Regions from separate parts of the Homo sapiens genome. Here region 1 is linked to region 2. A link is a loop called in an ENCODE intact Hi-C map of the cell type or tissue named here. Cell type or tissue: PC-3. All regions are shown on one strand. Each heading gives the region's core, and the rest is flanking DNA. Links, peaks and the distances in the headings are about the cores only. Region 1 has its middle 48 kb from the start of CCDC112. Region 2 has its middle 84 kb from the start of FEM1C.

The links. Peaks named below come from ENCODE experiments on the same cell type or tissue, not always from the same donor. Only the 100,000 strongest peaks of a DNase experiment are listed, where the experiment ranks them.
Region 1: it touches region 2 in a loop (7-fold over the local background); 2 of 110 quality-filtered maps call a loop at or near these places.

The regions. Positions count from the first base shown.
Region 1 is chr5:115,339,403-115,348,923 of GRCh38, forward strand. No RefSeq gene overlaps it. Among named protein-coding and RNA genes, the nearest start is that of CCDC112, 48 kb to the left of the region's middle. In PC-3, for the core only: no CTCF peak of the experiment used is centred there; no DNase peak of the experiment used is centred there; H3K27ac peaks cover 1,078 bases.
Region 2 is chr5:115,455,556-115,465,076 of GRCh38, forward strand. No RefSeq gene overlaps it. Among named protein-coding and RNA genes, the nearest start is that of FEM1C, 84 kb to the right of the region's middle. RefSeq lists an enhancer at 4,747-5,946. In PC-3, for the core only: no CTCF peak of the experiment used is centred there; DNase peaks (open chromatin) are centred at 4,406, 5,086, 6,146 and 6,516; H3K4me3 peaks cover 1,419 bases; H3K27ac peaks cover 4,264 bases.

The DNA.
Region 1 (9,521 bases), core at 517-8,516, 120 kb before region 2:
TTTAATTTTTATAACAGTGTTGTGAATTATACAACATTATTATCATCTTATAGATGATAATACTGAGATTCAAAAAATGGACATTGTTGGTTGGCTTCTTAGTATCCATTTCCCTCTGTTCAGTTGCATTCTGTTTCATTTACTCTCACCTAGCAAAGACGTTGTTCCTTCCTTTAGCTTTAAGAGTGAGCCTAAGGGAATGACATTCTTCTGGCCATAGGACTTGGTCAGGAAATGAAACATTATCCAGTTTGGACAAAGGAAATTGGGAGACAGTGTACTAGGGACTTTGGGGAAAGTTTTCTTGCTGTTTCATAGAGCCATAGAGAAATACAGGCTCTCACTTAGCAAAGAAGTTGTCCCCTCCTCTAGATTAAGGGGTGAGCCTAAGGGAATGACATTCTTCTTCCCATAGGACTTGTTCAGGAAATGAAACATTATCTAGTTTGGGCAAAGGAAATTGGGAGACAGTGTACTAGAGACATTGGGGAAAGTTTTCTTACTCTTTTATAGGGCCATAAGGAAAGATAGGCTCTCTTGTTCCATCTGAATGTTGATATGTGTCAGCAGGGTGATAGCAATAATATTTGATACATACTTACCAGAATAAGTGCTGAACATAATACTGAAGCAGGGTCTGAAATTCCTGCTTCCATATATTACCCGGATTCCTGAATTTCATATATTGCCTCTTTATGTACTAGATTGTGAGGAAGTCCTGGGGGGAAGCTACAGTGGCTGGACATTGGGAACCCTCATCAGGTTCAGGGCAATGGGTAATTATCAACTAGTACCAAAGTATTTTAATATGTTAGTAACTAGTACTGTTATACTCAGTGTGCAGCTGTGATGCCTGAAACTACTATATCCGTCTCATTCCCAGTCAGAGGAAGAAGTTTACACACATAGGAGGGCAGAATCAAGGCGGTCACAGAAAGATGGAGAGAGCCTTTAGATTGAGATGACCAAACAGCGGTCCTCTCTCTCTGGGCTTTTTCAATTAACAGACAACAAATTCCCTTTTCATTTAAGCTGGTTTGGGACTGGATTTCAGCTACTTACAGTCAAAAATATTCACTGAAGCATTAAGTAACTAGTCCAAGGACTCAGAGCAAGTACATAGCCACAGTAGAATTGAAAGTCAAGTCTTCCTGGCTTAAACATCTCGATTTTTCTGATGCATCATAGTGTTCCCAAGCACCAAATAAATATGAGAAGAATTATTTGCAAACTGTGAAAGGCTGCATTTAAATTTTTGGTCATTTTTATCAGAAATAATAAATAAGACTAAAAATGCCAAGAAAAAATCCAAAGAGACTGGTGTTTCTTTATTGTATGCATTGAGAATTCTCCCCACTCCTACTAAAAACATACTCATCTAGCTGAAGAATAATATTAATATAGGGAAAGGAAAATATAATAGAATATATGTGATGTTCAGATTATTTACTGAGATGACTGGTGGTAGATATGACTGCTGAAGTCAGATTAGATGACCAGAAATCTGTTCCAGGAAAAGCCTCTCACGTTTACACCATCTTGAGAGCATACATGACCCAGTTCTGAGTTCATCCCAGGAATATTTTAAACATCATCATCAGCATGTTCACATGATCACAGTACCTTCTAGATGCCTGTACAGGGAAAAGTTACTTTTTCATCCCTCAGTCACCTCAAAGTTCAAGCATTTGTCACTGCTTCAGAAAAAAAATGACATGGACTCTTCTTTTTTTTTTCTTAACCAAGGATCAATGTAAATGAAGATTTTACATTTGCCTCTAGTTAAATTGATGGTTTTGACAGGTAACATATTATAATACAAACAGAGTTGGCCCTTGAACAACACAGGGATTGGGGTGGCAACACCCCACACAGTCAAAAATCTGCATATAGCTTATGATTTCCCCAAAATTTAACTACTAATAACCTACTGTGGACTAGAAGGCTTATCAATAACTTAAACAGTTTAGTAACACATATTTTATATGTTATTTATATTGTATATTGTATTCTTACAATAAAATAAGCTATAGTGAAAGAAAATGTTATTAAGAAAATCATAAGGAAGAGAAAATATGTTCCTTATTCATTAAGTAGAAGTGGATTATCATAAAGGTCTCCATCCTCATCATCTTCATGTTGAGTAGGCTGAGGAGGAGGAGGAAGTGGAAGAGTTGGTCTTGCTGTCTCAGGGATAGCAAATCTGCATGTATTTCCCATGCTGTTCAAACTTGTGTTGTTCAGGGGTCAACGTGCTTATTAAAATAGAATATTTGCACACAGAGTTCATCCACTCATACAATCTTAAGGGTTAGAAAGCCCTTAGCAACTTCCAATTCAACCCCTCTTATTTTGTATGTGAGAACACTGAGGTATAGAGGGGCCAGATGGAGAAAGCAGAGCATTTAAAAAATATCCTTAACGTTACCAAACGGTCATACTTTAGGTGTGTATTTCATTTTTGGAAATATGCAAAAGTCACTCTGTTAAATATTGTGATTAAGGGCCAGGGGTGGGGCATAGATCTAGTTGAATAATATCTGACATTGCAAAAAAGTAACAAGTTATGAGTAATCAGTCTGTGTTTTTAGTATGGGTGAGTCCACCAATACATCCAAAGATAGTTTCAGTGCAAATGTTTTTGAACTACACTAAACAAAAGCAGCATTATTTAGAATAAGCCCCAACCCTCACAAGTTTAACCCTAATTTGGAATAGCATTGCTGATTTTCAAAATATTATTTTCTCATCATCTTTATTTGTTAATTATCTTTTTGTGATTGATTTCTAGCTTATTTCTACTATGGTCAGAAAGCATACTATAAGTGACTTCAATCCTTTAAAATTTTAAAAATTTGTTGAAGTGTCTTTTATGGCCTAACATATTATCAATTTAAATAAATGTTCCATGTTTCCCTGAAAAGAATGCACACTCTATTGTCTTTATGTGGACTATTTATGTATGTCAATTAGGTCAAGTATGTTAATTATGTTGTTTAGATGTTCTGTATCCTTATTGATATTACTTTCTGCTTCATTCTATCAATTATTGAGAGGTATGTTAAATTTCCCACTATAATTATAGATTAGTTAATTTCTTTTTTTAGTGCAATTTTTGCTTGGTATAATTTGAAGTTATGTTATTACCTGAATACAAAATTAGGATTGTTCTATCTCCCGATCTTTCATCACTTTGACATAATCCTTTGTATTAGTCTGAGTCCAATCAGTGGGTTAAGCAGTGGAAGTTTAATAAAGTGAATGGACTTAATAAAGACTTTCATGCTCTGATAAGAGCGACTGTAAAATGTGCGGAAACTCTGTAAGGCACCCTAGGGCTTAGAGAATATCCAAGAAAGGTCAAACTTGGAAGGAGTCCAGATTTCACTGGATAAAACAGGGAGCAACTCTTCGGAATGCAGGGCAGGGCAGGGGATCAGCAACTGGATGTGTGGATATGCAGAAGGAGTGGGGCCTTGAAAGAAACCCTCTAGTGGGAGCAAACATGACTATTATTCTTTTTCATACTATCGTCTTCTAGCATACTTGAGATAGGCTGTTTTAATTATCTGATTTTACATAGAAAAAAATAAATACTAAGGCTGAAAATCTATAATGGTCAATTGTTCATTAAAAGTTTTCCTACAAGGAAATAAAAAAGAAAAAGGAAACCTTCCAGGCCACAGGTGAGCCGCCTGGTGGCTCAGGTTATCCCCAGGCCAAGCTGAGGCTGCAAGGTCACCAGGGGACTGGGAATTCTGGGCACATAGCTGGGGCAGAGCTCTACCAAATATCCTCACCATAATACCACCGACCTGCCATGGAGCAGCCAGAAGCAGCAGGAGAGGCCCTTCCTCCTGCAGTGTTCCTCTAGGATTGCCCACTGAGAAAGCTTAGTTAACATCATGCTCTTTAAAAAGGAGAGATGTCTTCACAATAAATAGCTAATGCATGTGAGTCTTAATGCCTAGGTGATGACTTGATAGGTACAGCAAACCACCACGGCACACGTTTACCTATGTAACAAACCTGCATGTCCTGTACATGTATCCTGGAACTTAAAATAAAATTAAATTTTAAAAAAAGGAGAGATGCTTAAAGAAATTCTGTCCATTGTGGCAAAACATATCTCAGGGTGACTTTGGAGCTGAGAGGCAATAAATTGATAACGGGCTTGCTTTAATGTTGGCTTTGTTGAATATTAATATAGCTATATTAGCTTTTAGTTAGTGTGTACATGGTAAATCCCTTTTCATTCTTTTACTGCCAACCTTTCTGGCTCTTTATATTTAAGGTATGTCTCTTATAAGTAGTATATGACTGATCAGGAATTTAAAATAATTATTGATATGTTTTCATCAAATCTGCTAACTTACACTTTTTTGGTAATTGTCTCATTTGTTCAGTGTTTCATTTTCTCCCCCTTCATGCCTTGTTTTGAACAGAGTAAAAATTTATTTTTCTATTTTTTCCCCTCTACTTCCTGGCGTGTGTGTGTGTGTTTTAAAAATATTACTCATTTAGTGGTTACTCCAGTGATTATACTATGCATCATTGACTTACTACAGTCTCATATAAATTACAGTGGTCCCTCCTCTTCCAGGGTTTCACTTTCTGTGATTTCAGTTACCTTCAGTCAACCAAAGTCCAAAAATATTAAAAGAAAAATTCCAGAAATAAACAATTCCTAAGTTTCACACTGTGTGTGCTGTCCAGAGTAGCATGATGAAATTTTGCACTGTCTCACTCTAATCTGCCCAGTACATGAATCATCTATTTGTCCAGCATGTTCACAATATAGAGGCTCCCACCCATTTGTCACTTAGGAGCCATCTGGGTTATCTTACCCAATGTTGAGCATCACAGTGCTTGTGTTCAAGTCACACTTATTTTACTTAATAGTGGCCCCAACATGCAAAAATAGTGATGTTGGCAATTCAGCTATGCCGAAGAGAAACCAGAAAATGCTTCCTTCAAGTGAAAAGGTGAAAGTTCTCAATTGAATAGGAAAAAAAAAAAAAAAACAAAACAGTACATTAAAGTTACTAAGATCTATGTGAAGAAAAAATCTTCTATTTGTGAAATTATAAATAAGGAAATTTACAGGCTAGTTTTACAAGTCAAATAAGGAAATTATGTGCTAGTTTTGCTCCTGTACTTCAAACTGCAAAAGTTACAGTCACAGTGCATGATATGTGCCTTGTTAAAATGGAAAAAGTATTAAATTTGTGGGCAGACATTCCAAATTTTGGCAGTGGGGTTTGGTACTACCCGTGGTTTCAGGCATCCCCTAGGGGTCTTGGAACATATGATAAGGAAACATATAATAACATGGATTAAGGGGAGACTACTGAAATTATTTTACTACTTCCCAGATGTTGATAAGCTATTAGAACACTTTAAGTCCATTTATCCTCTCCCACTTTTGTGTTATCATTGTTAACTTTTCACTCCTTCTTATTTATTTATATTAATACAAATACTTATTGTATTTTCAGTAGAGACAGGGTTTCACCATGTTGACCAGGCTGGTCTCAAACTCCTAACCTTAAGTAATCCACCTGCCTCAGTCTCCCAAAAAGCTGGGATTACAGGACTGAGCCACCATGCCCAGCTTCCTTCATATATTTTAGATGCCACAAGACATTATTACTTCTTAGTAGAGATGATATTCATTTACACATACCCTCGCCATTGTTCATCATCCCTTTCTTCATTTCTGTGGACATGTCTGAAGTAACTTTCCCTTTGCCTAATAATTTTATTTAACATTTCTTTTAGTGCAGACCTCTGGGTGAAACATTCTGTCATATTTTATTTGTCTGGAAACTACTCTGTTTTGCCTTCATTTTTGAGGAATATGTGTGTTAGGTATAGATTTCTAGGTTGGCAATTGTTTTCTTTTAGCACTTTAATGATGCCATTATATTGCCTTCTGACTTTCAATGAATCTCTTTACAATTCATCTGCCTGTCTTGTTCTTTCCTGACTTTCTCTTTCTTTTAAAAGATTTATTTTTGTCATTTTTTTAGCAGTCACTATGATGTCACTTTGATGTGCTTATTTGTAGTTTTCTTTGTATTTATCCCACTTAGGGTTTGGAGAACTTATTGAATTAGTAGTTTAATGTCTTTCATCATTTTTGGAAAACTCTTGGCCATTATTTCTTCAAGTATTGTTTTGACCCAATTCCTTCTCTCTTCCCTTTTTTGAAGTCCAGTGGTACTTATTCAGGCCTTTTTACCACATCACATATGTATCTGCATCATGTCCTATATGTTTACCCTATTTTGTATTTTCTACCTCTTTTGTTTTTCATGCCTCAGCCTCTATATTTTCTACCATTATTGTTCTCAGTTTCGTAATCATGTCTTTTGCTGAATCTAATATACTATAAATAATCTACTTCTTAATTTCAGTACTGATTTTTTTGGTTCTAGAATCTCTATTGCATTTCTTGTATAGATACAAGTTCTTTGATTACATTCTCTATCTTGTCATATGCTTTCTTAAATATATGAATTACAGTTAATACAGAGTTTGTGTCTGATAATTCTCAATAACTGGGTCATCTGTGGGTCTATTTTTATTGTTAGTTTCTCTTTTTTTGGTCTTGTTTCTTCACATGCCTGGAATTTTTTTTGTTTAATCAAATGCTGTACATTGTGTTTGAAAAATCATAGAGGCCTTGGAGGATGTCATATTCCTCCAGAGAAGGGTTATATTGTTCTCTGTGCTAGGTCCTATGCTATTCTTTGGGAAAACAGAAGGGAATAAAATAGACAAAATCCCTACCTTCATGGAGTTTACATTCTGCTAGGGGAAATAGGCAACACCAAATGAGTAAATAATAGTAAAGTAAGTAGTGGTAAATAAAAAATAATAAATCAAGTAAGGAAATAGAGGTTAAAGTAGTGCATTTGGATTGGGTGATTTGAAGGTAACATGTGAGCTAAGCCTGAATAAAGTAAGGGGGGAGAGTCATCAAAGTATTCTGGGCAAAGGTGTTCTAGGCAGAGAAAACAATAAATGCAAAGACCCCAAGGCCTTGATAAAGGAATGGCAAGGAAGCCAACCAACGTGGCTACAGTGGAGTGATCAGCAGGAAGAGTGGCAGAAAATGTCTGAGAAGTGAGCAGATGCTGCATATTAGGGCCTTGGAGCCCATAAGTGTGGAGAAAAGAAAGAGAGATCAGATTGTTACTGTGTCTATGTAGTAAAGGAAGATATAAGACACTCCATTTTGATCTGTACTAAGAAAAATTGTTTCTGCTTTGAGATGCTGTTAACCTGTAACTTTAGCCCCAACCCTGTGCTTACAGAAACATGTGCTGTAATGAATCAAAGTTTAATGGATTTAGGGCTGTGCAGGATGTGCCTTGTTAATAGTATGTTTGCAGGCAGTATGCTTGGTAAAAGTCATTGCCATCCTCCATTCTCGATTAACCAGGGACATAATGCACTGCAGAAAGCCACAGGGACCTCTGCCCAAGAAAGCCTGGGTATTGTCCAAGGTTTCCCCTCACTAAGACAGCCTGAGACATGGCCTCATGGGAAGGGAAAGACCTGACCGTCCACCAGCCCGACACCCATAAAGGGTCTGTGCTGAGGAGAAGTAGTGAAAGAGGGAGGCCTCTTTGCAGTTGAGGTAAGAGGAAGGCTTCTGTCTCCTGCTCGTCCTTGGGAATGGAATGTCTCAGTGTAAAGCTGACCATTCCCATTCGTTCTATTCTGAGATAGAAGAAAACTGCCCTGTGGCTGGAGGTGAGATACGCTGGCAGCAATACTGCTCTGTTACTCTTTGCTACACTGAGATGTTTGGGTAAAGAGAAACATAAATCTAGCCTACGTGCACATCCAGGCACAGTACCTTTCCTTGAACTTATTCATGATACAGATTCCTTTGCTCACGTTTCCCTGCTGACCTTCTCCCCACCTGTTGCCCCACTACACTCCCCTCGCTAAGATAGTTAAAATAATGATCAATAAATACTGAGGGAACTCAGAGGCTGGCACCGGTGTGGGTCCTCCGTATGCTGAGTGCCGGTCCCCTGGGCCCACTGTTCTTTCTCTATACTTTGTCTCTGTGTCTTATTTCTTTTCTCAGTCTCTCACCCCACCTGATGAGAAATATCCACAGGTGTGGAGGGGCTGGCCCCCTTCAATAGGAGTCCATAGGAATAACTTTAGATTTTATCCTATGTGTGATGGGTAGCCATTGAAGAATTTTGAGGAAAGGAATGATGTGATCCAATTTAGATTTAAAAAGAATCATTCCTCCTGATGTGTTTGGAATACACTGCAGCAAAGCAAGAGTGTCAGTAGAGGACAAGTCAGGGGGCTGGAACTGCCGGAATCTATGCCATAGCTAATGGTGCTTTCATCTAGTGGGTTAGTAGCGAATGTCAGGAGGAACAGTTGGATTTGGGATATATTTTTGAAGGCAGAGGCATCAGATTCCGGGGGGGTTCATGTAGGGTTTGCAGAGGTGAGTTTCCATGAAACTTAGGCTTCAGGGCCTGCCATTTGCACCAGCCCATCCAAATATGCATCTTTGTATCTAGTTTTGTAGTCTTTTACTTAATGAGAACCCCTCCCTCCCCACTAATGCATACAATTCAATTTCCACAAAATGGGACTCTTTCTCTAGGGTCTGAGAGTAAAGAGGATTAAGAATTATGGTTCTTAGGTTTTGGCCAGAAGGACAGGAGGAATAGTAGTGTCATTTCTAAGCCATAGTACTCTGGAAAAAGAACAGGTTGAAGGGGATGTAGAATTCCATTCACACCAAAAGAAAAAATTCTGTTCTGTTTGTACTAAAGTCTCAACCTCTCACACTGAAAGCCCAGAACTTATCCTACTCACCCAGGCTCTTCTCTCCCTGAAGCCCGGACTTCTGTTTGTAAAATTGTCTCAAGTTATAATATCCTTTCCTGCTCTTTCTCTTTTATTGACAGTCTACTCACTCTTCAAGCCTTACCCTTCCATAATAGTTAACTTCCTCCTCTATGTTCCAGGGATTGAAAACTGGAAGCAGGTTTTGTTGATTTTTAAAATTAAATGTGAATGCTTTAAATGGGGCGAGGATTCTCCTGTTTGCTTCGTCACAATCACAGATTCACGGTAGTTGTTTCAGTCCTAGAGCCATCTGAGTTTATGACCCATGACCTCAAATCATTTTGCTTACATTTCTCCTATAGCAGCTGCACACTGGGTATGTAATACATATTTAGCAAATCAATGAAGGAACAAATGCTGTATTTCCCACACACAGATACATTTGCCACAACAATAGTTTGGTCAAGGAAAGTTTTACATATTTTCATACAATTCTTTTCTTTTTAAAAATCATGTTCTAATGGGAGCAGTGGCTCATGCTCATAATCCCAGCACTTTGGGAGGCCGCGGCAGGCGGAGTGCTTGAGCTCAGGAGTTCGAGACTAGCTTAGGCAACACGGTGAAACCTCACCTCTACAAAAAATACAAAAATTAGCCGGGCATGGTGGCATGTGTCTGTAGTC
Region 2 (9,521 bases), core at 1,079-9,078:
AAGAAACAGCAAAATGGCTCTGAGAGTGGTGTCCTTCCGGATTGGTGGTAAGGAAAATATGTCTATGAATATTCATTCACTGCTCATTTAGGAGTGTTCTGTGTAAAGACTCTTTGAAAGCTGATGAGAATGGGCATAAAAGGTTTGATTAATTCCTGAGTCAGCTGGCCCCTACCCCAAAACACATGCAATGATTGTCACAGAGAGCTGGTTTACAAAGAAAATGTTTCTGCAGATGTGTGGGCTTGGTACTGCCACCGCCACCCACTCTCCAACAAGAATAAAACAGACTCTGGGATTGGGCTGGGCCCTTTAGGGTTAAGCCACAGATCCTAAAGTCAAATTAAATATCAGCTCCTGAAGGGAACATCCCCAATGCTCACATTTTCCAAGATGTCAGGTCTGAGTATAGGGGACCTCTATCTGAAATTCCTCCCCTTTCCTCTCTGTGTATTCAGGTCCCATCTATCCTTACAGACATCGCAGGCTCTACTGGCCCTGGTGAAGTCTCGCCTGACTGCTTCATCTCACAGGGATATTTCATTCTTTTGCAATCAATGAACTCTTGTAGGTCCCTCCCTCTAGAGAGTTAATTACACACACTTGCCACCCTGTCACGTCTCCCTGCATTGTTGGCTTACTATAATAATGATCTTCATTATCATTACCTGTTTATATGTTCTTTCTCTGCTCAAGCGATCCCACATTCATTTTCCCTCAACAACATATACTGATCACGCAACATGTACCCTGACTCACTGATGAGGAATCAAATATAAAGATAATAATAATGATGATGTAATAACCCCAAAACAATATTTACAGAGTACTATACCCCAGCTTCTGGGCTACACACTATCTTATTTAATTCTCACAACAACCATTTGAAGAAAGGTTTGTCATTATCCCCATTTTACAGATGAGGAAACAGGCTCAGAAAATCTAATAAATCTGTCTGAGGCTACACAGCTAGCGTTTGATGAAGTGATTGGTAAATCCTCAAGAAACAAGGTTAGTGGGGAAGAAAAACAAATGGCCCTGCAATTTCAGCCCGTGGAAGAGCTTCTTTGGTCAAGGGCAGAGTGCCGTGGGAGCACAGAACTATCAGAACTGTGGACAGGTGTCAGGGCAGGCTCTAAGAGGAAGGCAGAGCCTGAGCCGAGTCACAGAGGATCAACAGGAGACGGCAAAAAAGGAGGATCCACTTCCTAGGAACAAAGGTCTGGGTGTCTCCAGGGGCCAAGTTGCCTCATCTGTTCGCCTAACTCCTCACCTTCAGCTCCACCCTCCAGGGGACCCCTTCTAAATCAAGCCTGTTCTTCCGGGAGGGAAACTGGGGTGTCTACCCTGAGCCCTAGGTTTGGTGGTGGCAGTGGGTGCCCCAGGATGTTGCAGTTATTTTTGATGGCTATTAATTTACATTACAAGCATACATACTTTCATAACATCTGGCGCATGCTGGCTGCATTGCTCTGGGCTCTGCAGCCCTCAAGGATTTGCCCTCCCTGGAATTCTTCCTGCAGTTTCCCCACAGTTCCCCTTAGGAGTCTAAACTTTTGTGGAGCTTTATTGATCCTGGCCCCAGACCATTCAGAAAAGGCACTAATTCAATTACAGCTGCGTGAAATCCTTCAGAGGCAGCCTAAGGAGACTGATTTTGATTCTCCTTTTCTGTGTCAGTGGTTTCCAATAGACAGTGTTTGAGAGGCAGAGCATATTCTCTTTAAATTATAAATAACCAGAACAGGGAAAAGAGGTGGCACTGGGAACGGGGCAGGAATGGGTAAATTTAAAAAAAAGCTGCAGCAAAATGATAAAACCCTGTGGCTTCAAAAATGTTTTATGAGTTTCTATAAGGCAATAACACAGAAGGGAAGGTCCTTTTTAAAATCTATTTTCTGAGATGGTCTGTGCTGTATACACTGTATACACATTGTGGCTAAATCTCTGAATTCCTAATACAGAGATTGAAACTAAAATCAAGAAAGCAGAGGGGATTCCACCAAAATCATGCAGACCATCAGGGGTCAGTTTGGAAACCACCAATCCTGTTTAGATATACAACCAACTGCTTCCCCCATTCATGGTGTCAGGCCTCTTTCACATTTATAGCGCCTGGAAAACTCCAAGAAAAGAAGATAACCTTACGTCGCAGACCCTGTTAAATTACAACCAGCAATGAGTCACCTGCCACCTGCTTTCTAACAGAACTCAAATTTTGCCTACTCTCCCAAGGATCCATGCACTTTAGGGATTGGCCTAAGCCTCTGGGAATTGGTTTGGCATGGACATAGGAACCAATGCTGGCCAACGAGACACACGGGCAGACTCCCGGGGAGGCTCCTTGGAAAGAGATCTTCCCATCTCTTCAAAAGATAAATAGACATAGATAGGTATAGGCATAAGCATACAGTAGAACTAAAATGAGAACATTTTGACTCATGTAACTGAAAAGTAGAGGCACTGCATGGGAAGAAGGATTGTGCTGGACTCAGAGTCCACAAAACTTGGTCTTTCTCCATTCCCAGTCTCCTTTGTTCTGAGTTGGCTTCGCACTCAGGAAGCCTCCTCCCACAGATGGTTCCCTATTAACTCCAAGTATGCATAATTTTACAGCCAGCAGTTCCCAGGTGATATGGTTTGGACGTGGTTCTCTCCAAATCTCATGCTGAAATGTGATCCCCACTGCTGAAGGGGGAGCCTAGTGGGAGGTGTTTGGGTCATGGGGGCGGATCCCTCATGAATGGCTTAGTGCTGTCCTTGCCGCATTGAGTGAGTTCTTAGTCTGTGATTTCATGTGAGAGCTGGTTGTTTAGAGTAGCATGCCACTCCTCCTCTCTCTCTTGCTTTGTCTCTCACCGTGTGACATTCTGGCTCCCCTTCGCTCCACCATGATTGTAATATTCTTTAGGCCCTCACCAGAAGCACCAGTGTTCTAGTAAAAGATCTAGGCTTGAGTTTTATCCAATCAACTTAGGAGATGTGTTCATCTCTCAGACAACCACTGTAACATGGGGAAAGAATATGCTAATTGTCCATGCTGGAGTTACTTGCTGGCTGCTGAAACAGGACATGGGGTGGAATCAGCCCACACAGACCACTTGCAGGAAGAATCAGGGAGGGGTAGTTCCCCTAAAGAAAAATGGAGAATCTGCTAGTAGAAGAAGTTGCATGGATGCTGGCCAGGCATGGGAGGTGTCCACAAAGCAGGGTGATGTAGATCATGGTGAGGAGTTGGGATTTTATACTATGAGCACTGGGAAGCGATCAAAGCATTTTAAACAGAAGAGTGATCCACTGACATATGTTCTGATGACATTTCAAAAACAAAATTCTTACTGCAGGTTACAGAAAGTACTTCAGGGAGCTAAGCTTGGAAGGATTGAAATCAGGGGCTATGATAGAATGACAGGCAGGAGAGCTTGGTGCCTTGAACCAGGGTGGTATTTGTAGAAATCAGAAAAACATGAACATATTTGAGATACTCTTGTGGAAGAGCTGATGTCACTTGTTGATGGATCAGAGATGGGCTAGTAAATGAAAGAAGTCAAGCATGATTCCCAGGGCTTGGGCTTGATCACCTGAGTAAATCATGATGCCATTTACCAACAGGAGAAAGACATGGGAAGTGGGAAGACAGGGATGAGCTGGGAGGGCAAAAATCAAGAGTTCTGTCATGAATACAGAAGAACAGTCTGTGCTGGAATTATAAATCCAGGAATCATCAGCATATAGACATTATTTAAATGAGAAAGACGGAATGAGATCACTCAGGAAATCATGTAGAGAAAAGAAGTGGGGGCACTCATACTACTTCACCAACAATTTCTCCACTCTGTCCAACCCGGTCCTCTTGGGTTCTGAGCAAATAGGGGTTCTCTCACCCCTGGACTTCTTTCTTGTGCCATTCTCATTGCCTGCAATGCCTTCCTCCCTTTTCCTAGTATCCCTGAATGCTCATTCTTTAAGGATCAGCTCAAATCTACCCTCTCCAGGAATCATGGGCCTTGTTTAGCCCCACTGCCAATGTCGGCCTCCTTGCTTCCCGTAACTTTGTTTATTCACTGCACATTTGGCATTTGTAAGTCAATGTCTTCTGCTCTGTGTATATGTCATATTTCTCCCAATTAGAGTATAAGCTCAGAGAAGGCAGTCTGGATGCCTTTACACTCCCCAGTATTTGGCAGGTTTTCCAGAAAAGAGTTAAAACAAACATCTGTTGATCAATGACCACATTCACTCTTATCTTCTCTTGCTACTTTTGTGCCAGTGGTTGAGAATTAATCTCAAATTCTGAGCAGCTCAGCAAGGGTGTTTCAATCAATTTCTTGAAAATAAGGCAGCAATTGTCAAATGCTTTAAGACACTTATGGCAAATAAATGCTTGTGGCAAATAAAAAGAATATGACTCACTTCATATTGAAAAGAACCAGATGAAAGTAGTTTCCCACAGAGGAAAGTCATAGAATTAAAATGAATGTCTATGAACCACTTCAACTATTTTTGCATCTACCCCTGAATAATATTCCACTTAACTGGAACATATCTCAGTGTGTTTGTGCCCATTTAACACTCCCTGTCTTCCCAACCCAGCATCTGTAACTTACAGCCTGTAGTCATTCCAAAATGCTTCCACGTGGCTAACCTGGGTTGCCAAGCCCCATCTGGCTCAATTAGCACTGGAGATTCTGGAGAGCCCCAAATTATCATTCTTTTCTGGTTGTACTACCAAAGACCTTCCCATCCTATCTCTTCCTCAAACTCCCTAAGTTCCATAGTTGTATTTGTTCCAATTTTGAATCCCAATAGTCCCCAGCTGTTTTAGATGCCCCGCCTCCCCACCCCCATCTGGGCTCTCCTGGCTGGGCTTCCCATGACAGTATTCTCCAATTAGGCAAATCACCCTTCAATCCCCAAATTTTCTTTAAAGCTGTAGCAAGTACACCCACAGTCGTGACAATACTGAATAAAATGGAATAGGTCTGATTCACTTTCCCAAAGCTGACTTTTGCTGCTGATTGACTCATATCTGTTTACCAGAGGTCATTTGATTTCCTCCTTTTGACTCATGCTCAACTTCAAAACTGATATAACTTGAGTGTGCCACTCGAATGTGACCTTCCTTTTTGCCTGCAGAACCTCCAGCTCCACTCAGCTCCTGGGGCTCAGCCAGCAGAGCTGTGCAGTGGAAAGGAATCCACCTTGGAACAGGATCCCTGGCTTTACCACTTCAATTGCTGAGTGATCTCCAGCTAGTTAGTTTCAGCCTATTTCCTCATGTGAAAAATTGAGGTAAAAATACTTGGAAATATTGTTGTAAAGGTTAAGTAACGTAAGAAAAATGCCTGGAACCATGTCTTCCACCAAAGTAGGTAGGGGCTCAACAAATATTGAATTGATTCATATGACATTGCCATTTATATAGGTCAAAAATGGCCAAATATTGACAATTTCATATGGTTCAACCTGCCATCAGCCTATTACTCAAGCACCTAAGAAATCAGTGTCCAATTGGTTGGAGTATTGGGTACAAACAAGGTAGAACCTTAGAGGTAGAACCCCAGTGTTGACTTTTATTTACATTATCAAAGAATCAAGGAAGGCCAGCACCCTACTATGCACTTTAAATTCTGGAAGATTTTCTTCACTCTTAGCTAGTTAAACAAAGCCGATTTAAGAGACAGGATAAAATTGTGGTTTAGAGCCTAGACTCTGGGGAGAGATTGTCTGGGATTAAATTCCAGCTCTGCTACTGACGAGCATTGTGAAACTGAGCAAGTTTGTTAATCAACCTGGGTCTCAGTTTTGTTCCCCGTGACATAGGATATTACAGGGTGTTGTGCAGATGAAATAAGTTAAAACATGTAACATTCTTAGAATCTGGAAGTGTTAACGATCATTATCTTGATTTAAAATAGGTGGTTTGGCCTGACTAGTTAGTGAAATCTCTTTCACAACAAAGCACCCATTGGGTAGAAATCAGAACTCCAGCAATGGAGAATCAGCCTCCCCTTGTTGATCAGTCCCAGTTTAGCAGCTGGGATACTCCTTGGGAAGCTCAAAGATGGTAGGTGTCACCACCCATGATAGCTCAGTGAGAATCCACCCAGCCAGTGATGAGTGCTTCAAGGGTGGGGCAGAGAATATCACACAGTCATTTGGAGCAGTGGTGATTCATGCACACCCTGAAAACCTCAACAGAAAAGAGATGGTAGCAGATGAAAAGGAAGAGGGATACAATTTCCACAACCAAGAAGAAACAGACACTGCTCATTCTGGTGAGAAATGAGAGCATAATTTGAATTCAGCATTTATTTAGAAAATCAGATTAATGAGGACAAAGACATCATAAGGAAAATAATGATAAAGACCTCTAGGCTTTCCCACAATCACTTTCATGTATATTATCAAACTATATCCACACACAAAAAGTCTCTGAGTCAGATAGGCAAAGCCAGCATTATTTTCATGTATGGATGAGGAACTGATGAATCATGGAGTTTGAATGGCTAACTAGAGTCTAAAAGAATGTAGAAACCCATAAAAGACAAAGAGAATAAAGAAAACAAGCAGACAAGAGAATTCCACACAAGTTTGAAAGATAGGACCAGATGGAGGTAAGTGGTTTAGTAAGACAGAGGAAGCAAGGATTTAAGTCACCTGAAGACAAGTTACCACAAATGAATTAGCTCATTCATCCCAATGGAAAACCTGAGATGCTCAAGATTTGGAGACAGCAGGTACAATGAAGGGTTGGGGTGAGGTAAGGAGCTAAAAATAGAAGTTGAAAGTTCGTTTGTGAAGCAGTCATGTTCTTCTCTCACCTTGCACAGTCAGGCCACTAGTTTCCCAGGCTGGTGATGAAAGAGTTTTTTTGTGTGTAATTTGAATGGGAAAGGCTTTGACTTGGGGCTACAGAGATAGGGGCAACAGAGGGGAGGGACATGGAAGTCTGCAAACTTAACCAACTTCTCTTCATTTCTCCCTCCCTACTACTCTTCTCCGCCTCACTTCTCTAAAGAAGATATACAAATGGCTAACAGGTATGTGAAAAAATGCTCAACGTCACTAATTGTTAGGGAAATGCAAGTCAAAACCACAATGAGATATCATCCCACCCCAGTTAGAATGGCTGTTATCAAAAAGACAAAAACTAAATGTTGGTGAGGATGTGAAGAAAGGGGAATGCTTATACACTGCTGATGAGAATGTAAATTAGTACAACTATTATGGAAACAATATAAAGGTTCCTCAAAAATCTTAAAATGGAACTACCATATGATCCAGCAATCCCACGATTGGGAATATATCCAAAAGAAAGGAAATCAGAATATTGAAGAAATATCTGTACCCCCATGTTTATTGTGGCACTATTCACAATAGCCAAGATAAGGAATCAACCTGTGTCCATCAACAAATAAATGGATAAAGAAAATGAGGTCTGTATATACAATGGAATGCTATTGTATATAAATACATTTTCAGCCATAAAAAACGAAATCCTGTCTTTTGAAGAAATGTGGATGGAACTAGGGGATGTTATGTTAAGTGAAATAAGCTCGGCAAAGAAAGACAAATATTGTATATTCTCACTTATATGTGAAACTGAAAAAAGTTGATGTCTTGGAGGTAGCGAGTAGAATGATGGTTATCAGATTATCTTTTGACAAATTAAATTATCCTAAAGAAAAAGTTTCCAGCTTTATTGATTGACCGATTTGCATTTATGAACTCCATGTTCAATCACCCACATTGTGCACACGTACCCTAAAACTTAAAGTATAATAATAATAAAATAAAAAAAGAAAGAAATAATAAATAACTTATTTACCTTTAAAAAAAAAAAAAAGATCATCATCACACCACTGCACTCCAGCCTGGGTAACAGAGTGAGATCTTGTCTCAAAAAAATAAATAAATAAATAAAAATAAAAAGAGAGAGAGAAAAAAAGTAAAGTGACAATAAAATTTCCCAGGAGTAAAAAAAAAATCTCCAGATTGAACACATTGCTTTTATGAACAGAAAAATAAATTAATTAAGGCCCACCCTATGCCAAACTATGTAATTGTGAGATTATGTGTTACCCCCAAATTATGTGAGAAACATTATGAGATAATTGTGTCCCCAAAGAGAGGGGAAAAGTCACTTACAAGAAAATAAGCATGAGGAAGGAATAGGATTATACAACACTTACAATAAATGTTAGAAGAGATCAATAAGATAGTGCCTTCAAATATGTGAAGGAAAATTAAGTTTCAACCTAGACTTTGAATCTCAGCCAGACTATAACTCCAGAGAGTTGATAAAATAAAGACATTTTCAGAAGAGTAGGAATGCAAAAACACTACCCCTATTTCTTTTTTTTAAAAGCAACTGGAGGACTTTCAGTTATCTTAATGGCAGTCTAGACCAATCCTCCTGATGAGGTTGACTAAAACAGCTATATATGTATATTGAGTAACGTAGAGGATGAATATATACATACATACTTTTTTTCTTAAAATCCTTAAAAAGCAAACTAGTGAGGGATTACCATGCCAAAAACTTGGGAGAATATAAGAAGGAAAAAGCAAGTACTCACAGATGCACTGGCCCTGATTAGGAAGAAACAGCTGCAGTATGGAGCTGTGGTATTTGGCAGCCTCACTGAACAAAATAGATAAAAGGACCTGCCAAGTGGAAAGTCTGATAAATACCCACACATTAAATGAAGGTCCTGAAGGGCTTTACTCTTAGGGCAGAGCTTCCCAAACTTGTGGGCACATTAGAATCACTGGAGAGCTTTTAAAAATTCCAAAGCCCAGGTAACACCAGAGACCATTCAAATCACAATCTCTGACTGTAGGAAACAAGCATCAGTACATTTTAAAGTTTCCCAGGTGACTCAAATGTACAAACAAGTTTGAGAATCGCTGCTGTTAGAGAAAGAATAAATTGAAATCAACACTGTTCTCATATGGATGATCCAGGGAATCTCAAGCCTGAAATTTCAATTAAGGTAGTCTAGAGTGTCAGAAGCAAATTAAAATTTTCTGTGGAGGTAGATGTTTTCAATCTATGCCCAAATTATTTCTACGAATAAGATTTCAAATACAATGTTAAGCATAAGGTCTGTATGAGACATAACCAGGGAGTAAAAAAAGACAACAGAAACAAGCCCACAAAGATTTCAGATAGTGAAAGTATTGGGCACAGCCACCAAAATCATGTTTTCTGTCTTCAGACTGAAAAAGAAAATCTTGAACATTTCAATTGGGAAGTGGAAACTTTAAAAAGTTGCTTTTATTTGAAAAAGGACTGAGTAGAAATTCTAGAACTAAAAAATACAGTAACTATAGTTAAGAATTCTACAGGTTTACCAGATATACAGGTAGAACAGATATAGCCAAATATTAGATTAGGGAACTGGAATATAAATTAGAAGAAAGTATCCAGAAAAAAACGAAAGGATGAGTATTGATTGCCAAATATTTGTTTGCATGGCCAGAGAGTCAATATTTCAGATCATGCAGGCCATACT